2 separate regions of the Homo sapiens genome follow, and region 2 is linked to region 1. A link is an interaction called in ENCODE POLR2A ChIA-PET data of the cell type or tissue named here. Cell type or tissue: MCF 10A. All regions are shown on one strand.

Evidence for each region. Peaks named below come from ENCODE experiments on the same cell type or tissue, not always from the same donor. Only the 100,000 strongest peaks of a DNase experiment are listed, where the experiment ranks them.
Region 2: POLR2A ChIA-PET joins it to region 1 with 5 read pairs; 16 of 35 experiments call an interaction of 5 or more read pairs at or near these places.

Annotation. Positions count from the first base shown.
Region 1 is chr11:65,005,580-65,008,079 of GRCh38, forward strand. No RefSeq gene overlaps it. Among named protein-coding and RNA genes, the nearest start is that of ARL2, 7.3 kb to the right of the region's middle. RefSeq lists an enhancer at 861-2,060. In MCF 10A, no CTCF peak of the experiment used is centred here; a DNase peak (open chromatin) is centred at 1,472.
Region 2 is chr11:64,863,219-64,865,718 of GRCh38, forward strand. The region is part of intron 2 of EHD1 (EH domain containing 1); the gene reads right to left. Among named protein-coding and RNA genes, the nearest start is that of MIR10392, 14 kb to the right of the region's middle. RefSeq lists an enhancer at 179-990. In MCF 10A, no CTCF peak of the experiment used is centred here; a DNase peak (open chromatin) is centred at 1,243.

The sequences.
Region 1 (2,500 bases):
AGATACAGAGAGCACCAGAGAGCTCTGAGCAGAGGAGAACATGATCTGATGCATAGGTTAAAAGGGTCCCTGGTCGGGCTTGGTGGCTCACACCTGTAATCCCAGCACTTTGGGAGGCCGAGGCAGAAGGATCACTTGAGGTCAGGAGTTCGAGACCAGCCTGGCCAACATGATGAAAACCCACCTCTGTAAAAAATACAAAAATTAGCCGGACGTAGTGGTGCATGCTTGGAAGGCTGAGGTGGGAGGATCACTTGAACCCAGGAGGTAGTGGCTGCAGTGAGCCGAGATTGCACCACTGAGCAAGACTCTGTCTCAAAATAAATAAATAGGCTGGGCATGGTAGCTCACACCTGTAATCCCAGCACTTTGGGAGGCAGATGTGAGCAGATCACCAGAGGTCAGGAGTTCGAGACCAGCCTGGCCAACATGGCGAAACCCTGTCTCTACTAAAAACACAAAAATTAGCTGGGTATGGTGGTGGATGCCTGTAATCCCAGCTACTCGGGAGGCTGAGGCAGAAGAATCGCTTGAACCCAGAAGGCAGAGGTTGCAGTGAGTCGAGATCACGCCACTGCACTCCAGCCTAGGTGACAGAGTGAGATTCCATCTCAAAATAATAATAATAATGATAACAAATAAAAATAAAAAATAAAAAGGTTGGCCAGGCGCAGTGGCTCATGCCTGTAATCCCAGCACTTTGGGAGGCCGAGGTAGGTGGATCACCTGAGGTCAGGAATTCGAGACCAGCCTGGCCAACATGATGAAACCCCATCTCTACTAAAAATACAAAAATTAGCCAGACATGGTGGCTCATGCCTGTAGTCCCAGCTACTCTGGAAGCTGCGGCACAAGAATCATTTGAACCCAAGAGGCGGAGGTTGCAGTGAGCCAAGATCACGTCACTGCACTCCAGCCTGGGTGACAGAGTAAGACTCTGTCTCAATAAATAAATAATTAATTAATTAAATAAAAAAGGGTCCCTGTGCCTTGGAGCAGGGGAGCAGGGAAGCCGGTCAGGAGGCTGCTGCAGCGATCCAGGTGAGTGGGTGGGGGGGTCTGTCATGCGGAGAGAAGAGTGGTACCTGCCTCTTAGGTTCCGGAGTGAGGGCACAGCAGGACACGGGCAACCAGGGGCAGCAGCTGCGCTCCTGCGTTCATTCACCAGGCCTGGCCCCATGGAGGCAAGAAGCATCTAGCACAGCTTTGCTCCTGAGGGGCCACAGGCAACAGGTGAGGTGTACGAGCACATGGCTGTTGGAAGATCTCAGATTTTCAAGTCCTTTCTACCTCCTAAGGTTCTGGAAAAGCTTGCAGATGTCATGTGCCTTTGCGTGGTGAATAACACCTCCTTTTGTCATCTGGAGTTGGAGAGGATGCCTCTGCTGCCTCCCACACAGGCAGCTGGGCTAAGACCTGTAATGCAGATGCTTGAACACTCTGACTTGTCTTATGAGGCATGCAGCAGTGGCATGCAGGATGTACACACCCACTGAATCATCACTGACCAGCACTGAGGACCTGGCTGCCTTTGGATATGTAAAACCTACATAGGCTGAGCACAGCAGCTCACGCCTGTAATCCCAGCACTTTGGGAGGCCGAGCTGGGTGGATCACTTGAACCCAGGAGTTCAAGACCAGCCTGGCCAACATGGTGAAACCCTATCTCTTCTAAAAATACAAAAATTAGCCAGGCATGGTGGTGCATGCCTGTAATCCCAGCTACTCGGGAGGCTGAGGCAGGAGAATCGCTTGAACCCGGTAGGTGGAGGTTGCGGTGAGCCAAGATTGCGCCACTGCACTCCAGCCTGGGTGACAGAGTGAGACTGTCTAGAAAAAAAAAAAAAACCTGCCGGAAGATTAGCAGTGGGAGGGCAGAACTATGGTCTGTATGCAGTTGCCATCTCTGTGCTTCCAGTTCTTTGCTTATTAATTAGTAGGACAAAACCTACACTTGGGTAAGCTGCCAGCACGTGCTTGCTGGTGCCTCTGTCACAGGCATGTGGTCCAAAAAATAAGACTGGCATCCTAGATTGTCTTATCAGAGAGGGAAAACAGGTTTTCTGTCTTCTCATTAAAACTGTAACTTTATTATAAACAATCTAATATAAACAATGTAGGTTAAAAGAATTAAATAGGCCAGACATGGTGGCTCACGCCTGTAATCCCAATGCTTTGGGAGGCCAAGGTGGGGAGATCACTTAAACCTAGGATTTTGAGGTTAGCCTGGGCAACAAGGTGACCCAAACCCTGCACTCCAGCATGGGCCTGGGGTCCTGGCCTTGCCAATCTCACCTGGTCACAGTGATTGATGTCAGGAATAGGCACATGACCCAAGCCAGACCAAGGAAGGACAGGCCTGGGAGTTTTGTTGGAGTTACTGGGAAAGTGACAGGGTCTGGGGATGTGCCCCCCTGGGGTGATACTAAGCTGGTGTTTCTGGTGGCCGTCCTACTCCCATGAGCGGGTTCTGCCTGAGAATGTAGCCAGCCCGGAGGAC
Region 2 (2,500 bases), 140 kb before region 1:
GCCCAAACGAGTCCTCAGCCCACCACCTGCTCCTGGCATCTCCATGAAAAACACCACCCTCTTGCCAAGCTGGGGATGGAGATGGGCGCTCTCTAGACTGAGGGGGCAGAAAAACAGCAGCGAGGTGGGAGGTCCAAGGACAAAGCGTTAAGGAAAAGCAGCAGCTGGACAGGGTCGCCCACGGTGATGGGAGGGCAGCCCTGCCGTCCCCCAGTGGGAGCTGCTGCTGACTCCTCCACTACACGGGTTCCCCCTTGGTGGCATCCGCTGCTCCCACCCTGCAAAGCCCTCCAGGACAAAGGCAGGTCCACAGCCCAGGCTCCTGAGAGGCTGCCTCTACGCACAAGCACGCCAAGATAAATGGCACCACAGGGTGTGCGGAGTCAAGCTCGCTCATGGGATAAACACTCCTGCCGCCTGCCCCGGCCCCAGGCCCAAGCGTGCTTGGCGCCATCTGTGAGCCCAAAGCCACAGGGGCGCGGAGCCCCTCCCCACACCTGGCGCTCCCAGAAGGAACTCGGGCCACTAACTAAGATGGCTCTGCACTCCACTCCCGCCCCCTGCCACTGACTCTGTGACCTGAAGTTCTTTTCCTAACTTCTCAGTTACTTTCTCCATCTGTGAAATTTAAATACCAATTCCTCAGCCGGGCTGCAGGGAGGAGGGCGTGTGGGAGCACTGGGCCTCCAGCCCAGGACCCGACAGGGACAGCCTCCTTGGCAGGCTGGGGCAGGGGAAGCCAGGGCTCTGTGGGAACAAGGGGCCAGCGGCCTGGACCCATCACCGGTCAAGGACTTTCATCCTTGAGCAAAGTCACCAAAATGTAAGGAAAATCCCAAATCCACAGCTTCAGCCACACAGCCTCGGCAGCCTCTCCACAGGTGATGTGCGGCCGTTCCCTGCCCCAGCTCAACAGGAAATAGGGCACTCTGACCAGAAGCAGCCCCGAGGGCCAAGCTTCTTAACAGGGTAGCAGTGCAGGGGAGCCGGGGTCCTGGCCTCCAGCCTGGACGGGGAGGCCCGATCAGCCTTCCAGAGGCTCAGGTGGATGGTCGGAGACAGCAGAGCTGCCAGGTTCCCTGTGCCCAGAAGGTGTGGAAGGGCATCGTGCCAGGGCACCTCATGCCACCACAGGCTCCTGCTTCCAAAGTACAAGGCCCCGGGCACCCGGACTCCCTGCAGCTGGCTCTGAGCTCCACAGGAGAGGATGCCCAAAGAGTGAAGTCTCGGCAGAAAACCAGAAAGAGAGGCCAAGGGCAACATGAGGGAAACAGGGGCAGGGAGAGGCCGCCTCTGCCCCCGGGGGATGAGGCCACACTAGCTAAGCCTGCAGCGCCTGCCTGGGGCCCGCAGCCCACAGCCTTTTATGGCCAGCTCTGGGAACGCAGGTCAGTACTGAAAAGGCGATGACTCAAGGACTGAGGTTCCTCGCTCAGCAAAAAGGGGGCCCAGCTTCTCCCCTTGTCAAATCATTTGTCTTCAGCCCGCCACAAGCTGAAACTAGAATTCACACAGCTGGGGAGGCTGTGATGCCAAAACCGAGTTCTTGGGAATGAGGGCGCCCTGATGGGCTGTGCTCAGCCCATGTTAGCTTTGGCCTGGGAGTCAGGACGGCGCCTGGGGAGCTGAGGTCACCCTCCCAAACTCCACCCAGCAAGGCCCCACTCCCCCCTCCCCCTGGATGGCTGGGGGGCCCTGGGGAAAGAGAGAAAAAGGAGGGGAAGGAAGAAAGAAGAGTGAGCACTCCAAAACTCCCTGCCCCAGGTCCAGAAGCCCTGCCCCACCTGCTCTGAAACCCAGTTACTGGCCGTCATCTCAAGCTGGAGTCAACAGAGGTAAGCCCATTTCTTTGCAGGTGACTAAAATTTCCTGTTTATTACAGAAAATGTGCTTTTGCTGTGAGGGAAACACAGTGACTGGCCAGCCACACCCACAGGTGACAAAAAGGGCCACAGCACTCAGGCCTGTGCCATGCAGGCAGTGACCACGTAACTGCACGCCCCACCAGGCCCACCGGCGCTCCTTAGCCCACCAGGCCCTCGCTGCCCTCAAAGGCACCTCACTCAGCCTAAAAGACGCCGGGTTTCAAGAGGTGCCAAAGGCTACACTGCACAGCGGTAACACTGAGCCACTCTCTAGATCAGAGCTGGACGGCCGGTATCAAGTACAGAACAGGGCTTGCCAGCACCCCCGGCACTGCCCAAGGCAACAAGACTTCAGGCTTTGGCACCCACCAAGGTAGGGGCCTTGCTGTTAGCTTGACTAGCTCAGGCCCCAGTGGGAGTGACAGAACTGATGCCGAGCAAAAGGACACAGAAAACATGGCCCAAGCGGGTGGGCTGGAGAGAAAGGCCCACCTGCAGAGGGAGTGGTTTTAGTGAGTAAAAGCCAGAGCCCCCTCTGATAAGGGATCATAAGCCACCAGGAAGCTCTAGCTCAGAAAATCCTGGGACCTAGAAGACATGATGCTAAGTGATGAAATAAGTCTGTGACCTTTTCC